2 separate regions of the Homo sapiens genome follow, and region 1 is linked to region 2. Evidence: read pairs that join two places in POLR2A ChIA-PET (ENCODE). Cell type or tissue: Caco-2. All regions are shown on one strand. Each heading gives the region's core, and the rest is flanking DNA. Links, peaks and the distances in the headings are about the cores only.

Region 1 (4,760 bases), core at 1,332-3,831, 250 kb before region 2:
AATATATATATATATATATATACACACATATAATTTGACAAGTTTCTACCATTTGTGCACACAACTGAAATATTAAGCAATAAAAAAATCCTTATAAGCATCCTCCTCAGATAACTCTGGCTATAAAGGGAAACAATTCAGATATACAATTTTTCTATTTAAAAATGAAGAGGCCGGGCGCGGTGACTCACGCCTGTAATCCCAGCACTTTGGAAGGCCAAGGCAGGCGGATCACAAGGTCAGGAGTTTGAGACCAGCCTGGCCAACATAGTGAAACCTCGTCTCTACTAAAAATACAAAAAAATGAGCCGGGCATGGTGGCAGGCATCAGTAATCCCAGCTACTCGGGAGGCTGAGGCAGGAGAATTGCTTGAGCCTGGGAGGCAGAGGTTGCAGTGAGCCGAGATCGCGCCATGGCACTCCAACCCAGGTGACAATGCGAGACTCCAACTCAAAAATAAATAAATAAATAAAATAAAGGTACTGGCAGGGCGCGGTGGCTCACGCCTGGCACTTTGGGAGGCTGAGGCGGGTGGATCACGAGGTCAGGAGTTCAAGATCAGCCTGGCCAACATGGTGAAACCCCGTCTCTACTAAAAATACAAAAATTTGCAGGACATGGTGGCAGGCGCCTGTAATCCCAGCTACTCAGGAGGCTGAGGCAGAAGAATCGCTTGAACCCAGGTGGTGGAGGTTGTAATGAGCTGAGATCACACCACTGCATTCCAGCCTGGGCGACGGAATGAGACTCCATCCCAAAAAAAGAAAAGTACCTACAAAGTCTCTAGAGTGAGGATAAATAAAATAGTGAAAATTTCCTTCATAGCAGTTCATGTCCAAAACATATTTTTATAAAGAAAAGATGCAATCACTTTGAATTTACTTTTAAATTAAGAAAGACTTTTTTGCAACTGTACTACCAATTCTTTTTTTTTTGAGACGGAGTCTCACTCTGTTGCCCAGGCTGGAGTGCAATGGCACAATTTCAGCTCACTGCAACCTCCGCTCCCCTGGTTCAAGCAGTTCTCCTGCCTCAGCCTCCCGAGTAGCTGGGATTACAGGTGCATGCCACAGCGCCCAGCTAATTTTGTATTTTTAGTAGAGACGGGATTTCACCATCTTGGCCAGGCTGGTCTTGAACTCCTGACCTCGTGTTCCACCGTCCTTGGCCTCCCAAAGTGCTGGGATTACAGTTGTGAGCCACCGCACCCGGCCTGTACTACCAATTCTAACTGAGGTGCCATGTGCAGAAATGGGCTTCATATCTCCACAAGTCTTTTAACACTGGCTTTCTTTGCAACACTTGAATTAATATCACAAGTTCATTACCCGAATTTCAATATCCATCTCATGAATAAACAAATAAATAGTAAAAGCTCTTACTATTAAGTAGTATGGTCAAAACTATTTAAAGCAGAAAGAATATGCAGTAAATCGCTTAAGAATGCTGAAAGCAAATATTCAAGCCATGGGTCCTACAGTGAATGTTAATATATTTTGCATCCTGTGACTTGAATATCGCTTTGCTCATTTGACTAAGGTATCACAATCAAGCTATTCAGTGCAACTACACAGTCTGGCTCAGCCACACAATTAAAAACCAACAACCAAAAAACAAAAATCCACACCACTGAATTATAATGAATGTTTTATAAGAAGACTACTAAGAAAAGAGTGTGCATTTAATCATTATGAACAATTTTTAAAGATAAGGTTTTTCCAAAATGGCTTGCTCTTTAACAAAACACTTTTCATACTTATGAGATCTAAAAAAAGCAAAATATTTACTGGCTTCATGTCTAAACAAACTTGCACAAGAGTTATTTACACATGGGCTTAAACAAAATAAAATTCATTTCCCTTAAGGACTGGCTGTTTAATATTTACATTTATATTTGAGGTTCCCATGCTAAAGAAAAGCAGGGGAGGACGTAAACTTAAGGATTAAGCATGTCTCCTTTCAAAACAATTTCTCAGTGAACAAAAATAAAAGGCTGCATCACAGAAATCAAACATTACACACATATAAAATAACTCCATACCTCTTGTCAGCAAGATCTGTTTTATTTCCTACTAGCATGATGATAACATCACTTCCTCTTTCTGTTCTGACATCATCAATCCACTTTGTAGTTTGCTGGAATGAGTTAACATCTAGTATAGGAGGGTAGACAGAGAGATTAGTGTTGCTGAAAAATGCCTCCCCAGGTGGTGGGCACCTCCCTCCAAAAAAGCCCTGGAAGTTGGAAGGGGGCTGGCACATTAGTACCCCACTTTTAATGTGCCTGCAACATAACTCCATTTTATCTGATTACAACTGTCAGCAATTTAAACAAATTACAAGAATAAAATCTTCAAGGTTCCTTTTAGAGTAGTTTAAAAATTTTTTGAACATGATCAAATGAGTACAATGTAGTATTTAATTGAAAAAAAAACAACTTTTTGAAATATAAGGACAGCTATGGCAGATAATATGGTGTCACATTGCCACAATGCTTTTTTGATCACTTACACATACCAAACATGACAAAGAAAGCATTTTCCAAAGTATGTCAGCCAGTAAGTCCCAACACATCCAGAAAATCTGTAAAGCCTTTCAATAGCTTTCAACACCACTGTTTGCACTGCTTCCTCAGTTTGTGATCACTTTAACCTAAAGTTTATTTGTTTAATGCATCAGAAACACTTGTAACAAAATTTATCTTTTCTAGTGTTGGATTCTAAGTAGAGTACTTCAACACTTCTTACAGCAGCTAAAGAAAACAACGTACTAATATTTGAATCACATTTGTGGATTTAAAAAAAAATACACCAGGTTTCACTTGCTGTGGTTAAAGTAAGCACAAACATTTTAAAGCTACAAAACGTGTCAATGCACAATATGAACATACCTCTTTTTTTTAAACAAACAGCAACCCAAAGTAAAGGTGCAAAGGAAGAAAGACTGCATATAGCACCTATCTCAAAAAAAGTCCTTGAATGCAATCTTCTAATTTTGCCAGCACAATTATTCGTTATTAGATAACAATTCCTAATTGAGGAGATATGCAAGAATGCATAGTAACAGTATTACTAGTCCAAATGAATAGTTCCTTTGTCTATTTAAGATTTTTTTTAGCCCAAGATACTACATCTGTGTAGTGTGGTACACATTTTTTAAAAATTTAAAAAGAAAGCCCCAGATACTGGGCTGGGCACAATGGTTCATGCCTGTAACCCTAGCACTTTAGTTTTTGTTGTTGTTGTTGTAGTTGAGACAGAGTTTTGTTCTTGTTGCCCAGGCTGGAGTGCAATGGCACGGTCTTGGCTCACTGCAACCTCCGCCTCCCAGGTTCAAGAGGTTTTCCTGCCTCAGTCTCTCAAGTAGCTGGGATTACAGGCATGCACCACCACACCTGGCTAATTTTGCATTTTTAGTAGAGATGGAGTTTCATCACGTTGGTCAGGCTGGTCTCAAACTCCTGACCTCAGGTGATCCGCCTGCCTTGGCCACCCAAAATATGGGGATTTCCGGCGTGAGCCACTGTGCCCGGCCTAAACCTAGCACTTTAGAAGGCTGAGGCAGGAGGATCACTTGAACCCAGGAGTTCAAGACCCTGGTTTTCCTATAAGTTATGAACCACTACATGTAATAATGTTTAATATTGCCTAATATATGTCATAAACCAATTTACAAAGGCAATTTCAATCAGAAAGCATTTTCTTGTCAGTCACCAATGCTTCATGGAAAATTTACAATCACTTAAAAGGCCACAGGCATTATTCAATCTTTAGAAAAAAGAAAAAGACTACTAGTTGTTTCACCTCCTATTTAAAATTTTTTTCTTGGAGAGAAATGAAAGTGTAATTTGTTAGCAACAAAGTAAATAAATCAGTCACAGAACCAAAATATGATTCAAATAAAAAAGATTAATAGAAAACTGTACATTATGTTTTCTCTGTCTTCCTCTACAGAGAGAGAATGGCTGGAAGGGGAAAGCAGAGAAAAGCTGGCTAGCAGAAGCTTGTAATAGCCTCAATAGAAAGCTTGGAGGATTTGGAAAACCTGGCAAGAGACTTAAATGCAGATCATTTTATTTTAGAGAAATCTGAGATCAAGGAAACATTCCTCCAACTATAATTATGGTATGGTTTACGAATAACAGGATACTAAGAAACCCTTGAAGAGGATTCATAGTTGGACCCAAAAGAAAATTTCTGGGGCAAAAAACCTGGCACAGTTACATATAAAGCATATTGGTATAAACACCAAAGCAAATATTTCTGACCTGGCTGGTATGTAATTTACTATGATAAAACTTATTTTTACATGCCAGTAAGGAAAACAAGCACAAGACAAGAACATGCATGCAGCTAAGCTAAAGGTTGAAAGAAGATTAGAAATGCATAATTCCCTCCACTCACTTGTGATATCATAAACAACAACTGCCACAGTGGAGTCACGAATGTAGCTAGGAATCAAGCTCCTGAACCGCTCTTGACCTGCTGTGTCCCATAATTGCAATCGTACCTAACAACAAAATCAGTCAAACAAGCAAGAAAAATAAGAAAGGTCAACCCGTTGCAATATACCTACTTGTGATATCGTAAACTACTACAGCTGCAGCAGAATCACGGATGTAACTGGGAATGAGGCTACGGAAACGTTCCTGACCCGCAGTATCCCACAGCTGAAGCCTGATCTGTGAGATGGGAAAAAATAAATAAAAAAAAAAAAACCAAACTAATACTAAAAAGAAAAAAGAAACAATGTTTTTTGT
Region 2 (4,760 bases), core at 1,392-3,891:
CACCATGGAGAAAACCCATCTCTACTAAAAACAAACAAACAAACAAAAACAAAAAAACAAAGCCAGGCACAGTGGTGCATGCCTGCAATCCCAGCCACTTAGGAGGCTGAGGTAGGAGAATCGCTTGAACCGAGGAGGTGGAGGTTGTGGTGAGCCGAGATTGCGCCATTGCACTCCAGCCTGGGCAACAAGATTGAGACTCTGTCTCAAAAAAAAAAAAGAAAAAAGAAAAAAAATGAAAGGGGCTTTGCAGTCCAAAAATGCCATACAGTGGACCTTGCCTCCCTACCTGTCTCAGTTCAAAGGAGCCAAGTGAGTCTACAGGGCATCGCTCATTGGGAAAGGTCAGGCTCAGGGTCTGGGCTTCCTCAGGCAGTGCCCAGAAGCTATACTGCCATAGTGCTCCACCCCAAGGGTTCCTGAGTCCCATCTCCCTGCAGGGTTGAGGGGCTGGGCTTCCTGTGGACTGGCTATTGGGGTGTTTACTGCCTGGTACACTGTAGGTCTGGGTGAACAAGTGAATTCAGCAATGCAACAGGAGGACCAGAAGATTCAGGCCTCTTGATTGCCCATCGCATCTTAGAGGGACATAGTGTAGTCACCTCACCATCCCTGCCTAAGGTCATTTCACCATTCTAGCCTGTGAAGTTCATTCCATGGCATTAACCATGAGAGGCAGAATATGAAAACTCTTAACCATAGCGCCCCTCGAGTTTACAGCTTATGAGGGGCTTCCACATCTAGCGATGCGGCGTGGCACAGTGGTTAAGGACACAGGTTCCGTAGTCATATTGTCCTGTGGTTCAGATCCCAACTCTACTGCTTACTAGCTACGGGACCTTAAGCGTTTTGTTTGGGCTCCCTGGACCAATGAAATAATAATGTAAGGTTCCAAAAATAGCACCTGACGCATAGTAAGCTCTCAGCAAGTTTTAGCTCTTCATCTTAATGGTGGAAGGCAGGTCAGGCATTATTACCCCATCCCACAGACCAAGACACTGAAGCCCACGGATCACACAGCACATCAGGGGCAGAGCCAGGATGGGGCTGTCTTTGCACTGGGAGGAAGGATGGGGGCAGCAAGAGGGGTTATGGGTGCAGAGCTGGGCAGGGGCAAAAGAAATTGAGGAAAGAGGAGTTTGGGGAATGCCGGTGGCCTCTCAAATTGTTAGGGACCAACCCTTTCCCTCCCCCATCTCAGCTGACAGCTTTATAGAAACTTGAGTCTGGGGTCTTTAGCAATCTTGGGCTGGGCTGGACAGCGAAGGGTTATGGAGTCTGGGGAAGAGTAGAGAGGACTGGCAGGCTCTCACCTTCCTGCCGAGGACTACCAGCAGTCTCTTCTGGCACTCCTGAGCGCGGCCACCAGAGGGAGTGCCTCCCTTTCCTGAGACAGCCAGAGTTACGGTATCCGAGTTGTGAATAAGAGAGACGGGGAAGCGTTGGGCGGGGTGGGGGGGGAATGTCCCAAGGGGAGGTGAAGCAGTGGGAAATGGCAAAGGATGATAATCACTGCATCTGCAGTTGAAGACAGCTCCTTGGCTTGGCCAGTCTGAGAGGTGGTTATAGGATGCTGGGTGTTACACAGGACACTGAAGAGGTTGGGGAGCATATCTGGATAGGGAGGCTGTGTGTGTGTGTGTGTGTGTGTGTGTGTGTGTGTGTGTGTGTGTGTGCGCGCGCGCGCATGTCTGGGTCTCTGGATACAATTTCTCTTACTCCTCTCCCTACCTCCTGCAGAGTTTTTTGATGCAGAAGGAAGTGAGGTAGATTTGAACTTTGGGGGGCTCCAGGGCCGAGGGGTCAAGAAGCAGGACCCCCAAGTCGAACGGGATCTCTACCTGTCCCTGGAGGACTTATTCTTTGGCTGCACCAAAAAAATTAAGATCTCCAGAAGGGTGAGTACTCAGCTTGCTCCTCCCGGGAGCCACCTATCTCCTGCAGCCTAGCAGCTGCCTCCTCCCTTACCTGGGTGGGAGGACTCAGGGATGGTCTCTGATGGAATTATGGAACCTTAGATTCAGAGACCTAGGATGTTAGAATTCCGGAATCTGAAATTCGGAAGGGACAGTTGAAGACATTAGCCCGGTTCTTTCCTAGTGCAGGAGTGCCCTCTGCAGCCTTCCCAACTGGGACAGGCTCTTTCCCTTCCTTTCTTTCAGTTCAGCCCCATCCCCGTGGGAACTGGAAAGGCTCTGAATGGGAGGAGTCTCTTCTGAATTCTTCCTTCTGGGCTTTACCAGACCATATTCCCAGGATTTCATCAGGGTGCATGCCTCGTGCATAAGAAAGAACAGTGGGCATGGAGGGTGGGCTGGGAGATAGTCCCCAAGGTGACGGGTTGAGGAAGACCCTCAGTGCCTCATGTCTAGTCCTTGGCTTGGCCCTGTCCCATGGCCCAGCCCTGTGCCAGGCATAAGAGCAAGCCCCCTCCACCTTTGCCCAGCAGAGGAGATGCCGATGCGGCCATGCTTTCCACAGATGGAACCCATCTGGACATGCGACTGGGGAGTGGAAGGATCCCCAGTGGGGAATGCACTGGGGGAGGCTTAGATATGTTGACTTTCATTTCTCTCTTTGGGATTAAGAGACTTGCTGGAGGCTCAGGGCCGGGCCTCTGGGATTTGGAGAGAGGAATGGAGTACATTTTCACCATGTATCTGTTAGTGGCCAGGGCTGGAGCTGTGTGTTTGATCAACTAATGGTGACTGCTTGGCATCTCAGCCCCCAGCCCCAGTCTCATGGCATCCTCTGCCATACTGGAATCATAAGTTCTTGGTTGTCATGGCAACAGGATGGGAGTGGGAGTGGCTCAGGGCAGGCTCTCCCCATTGCTGGAGGCTCTTCCCATTGCTAGAGGATTGAGCCCAAGTACAAATCCCATAGAGCATCTTTCACGTGTGCAAAGGTCACCTGAGTGTTCATGAAAATCTGAGCAAATCTCGACTGTACTCATGGAAGTCCTAAGCAGACCTCCCCACACCTGATATGTTGCTATAGGTGCTGAACGAGGATGGGTACTCCTCCACCATCAAGGACAAGATCCTGACCATTGATGTGAAGCCCGGTTGGAGGCAGGGCACACGCATCACCTTTGAGAAGGAAGGGGACCAGGTGAGGGGGGAAGAAGCTGACTCAGGTCAGTCACTGAGCTCAGGCGGTGGGAAGACTGAGGAGGAAAGGAAGGGAAAGGAGGCAATACTTTTTCCTGCCCCTGTGAGCCTTGGTCTGTAGAGAGCCCAGTCTGCAGAGTGGGTGAGATGGGATCCCTAATGTTCCTTCCAAGGAACAGAGCCTTAGCCTTACAGTGCTTCTGTGAACAGGCAGCCCAGGGACTGTCCCCATTTTACAGAGTGGGAAATGGGGGCCCAGAGAAGAAAGGGACTTGCCCAGGGCAAGAACATGGGAGCTGAAAGGAGATCCCAGTCTGAACTCCAGTGTTTTCCTGATTTTCTTCAGTGCTTCTCAGAATAAAGCCCAATTACAGGAGCTACTCAGAAACCATTTAATCATAATAATTTTATTTATTTATGTATTTATTTATTTATTTATTTTTATTTTGAGATGGAGTCTCACTGTCGCCCAGGCTGGAGTGAGGTGGCATGATTTCAGCTCATTGCAGCCTCCACCTCCTGGATTCAAGCAATTATCCTGCCCCAGCCTCCTGAGTAGCTGGGACTACAGGCATGTGCCACCACGCCCAGCTAATTTTTTTTTTTTTTTTTTTTTTTTTGAGACAGAGTCTCGCTCTGTTACCCAGGCTGGAAGGCAGTGGTGCGATCTCAGCTCACTGCAAACTCCGCCTCCCGGGTTCAAGTTATTCTGCTGCCTCAGCTTCCCCAGTAGCTGGGATTGCAGGCATGCACCACCACACCCGACTAATTTTTGTATTTTTAGTAGAGACGGGGTTTCACCATGTTGGCCAGGCTGGTCTTGAACTCCTGACCTCAGGTGATCCACCTGTCTCGGCCTCCCAAAGTGCTGGGATTACAGGCGTGAGCCACTGCGCCCAGCCACCCAGCTAATTTTTGTATTTTTATAGAGATAGGGTTTCTCCGTGTTGGCCAGACTGGCCTCGAAATCCTGACCTCAGGTGATACGCCTGCCTCGGCCTCCCAAAGTGCCTGGGATTAAAGGTGTGAGCCACCGTGCCTGGCCTATTAATAATAATTTTAAATTAAATACTATTTAAATAAAAACATAAATTTATTGTCCAAGGCGTGCTGAATCCTTAAGTCCTGAGAAGAGGCATTCAGAGCCAGGGAAGACACATTCCTTTGCCTGCACTTTTTGCCCCCTTTCTCACCTATGAAACATCTACCTCCGGTCTGGCCTGGTGGCTCACACTTATAGCCTCAGCACTTTGGGAGGCCAAGGCAGGAGAATCACTTGAGCTCAGAAGTTTGAGACCAGTCTGGGCAACATAGCGAGACCTTGTCTCTACTAAAAATAAAAAATTTAGCTGGGCATGGTAGTGTGTGCCTGTGGTCCCAGATACTCAGGAGACTGAGGCAGGAGGATCTTTTGAGCCGAGGAGGTCAAGGCTGCAGTGAAGTATGATCATGCCACTGCACTTCAGCCTGGGCAACAGAGCGAGATCCTGTCTAAAAACAAAACAAACAGACAAAATACAAATAAAACATCTACTTCGAATAAACACGCTTCAAAACCCAGCTCCAGTGTTCCCCGCTCTGGGCAGCCTCCTCTGAGCCCCAGCCTCTGGGCCTCCCTTTATCATGTCTTGAGCGTGCTGAGGATTC

What was found. ChIA-PET counts read pairs that join two places held together with the same protein. Peaks named below come from ENCODE experiments on the same cell type or tissue, not always from the same donor. Only the 100,000 strongest peaks of a DNase experiment are listed, where the experiment ranks them.
Region 1: POLR2A ChIA-PET joins it to region 2 with 12 read pairs; 4 of 35 experiments call an interaction of 5 or more read pairs at or near these places.

What each region holds. Positions count from the first base shown.
Region 1 is chr11:73,714,209-73,718,968 of GRCh38, forward strand. RAB6A (RAB6A, member RAS oncogene family) reads right to left here. Exons shown (of 8, transcript NM_198896.2): 4 at 4,405-4,510; 5 at 2,043-2,154. Among named protein-coding and RNA genes, the nearest start is that of RAB6A, 44 kb to the right of the region's middle. In Caco-2, for the core only: no CTCF peak of the experiment used is centred there; no DNase peak of the experiment used is centred there.
Region 2 is chr11:73,963,138-73,967,897 of GRCh38, forward strand. It overlaps DNAJB13 (DnaJ heat shock protein family (Hsp40) member B13), which reads left to right. Exons shown (of 8, transcript NM_153614.4): 4 at 1,741-1,898; 5 at 3,001-3,114. Among named protein-coding and RNA genes, the nearest start is that of DNAJB13, 14 kb to the left of the region's middle. RefSeq lists silencers at 1,412-1,521, 1,542-1,631. In Caco-2, for the core only: no CTCF peak of the experiment used is centred there; DNase peaks (open chromatin) are centred at 2,304 and 2,764; H3K27me3 peaks cover 295 bases.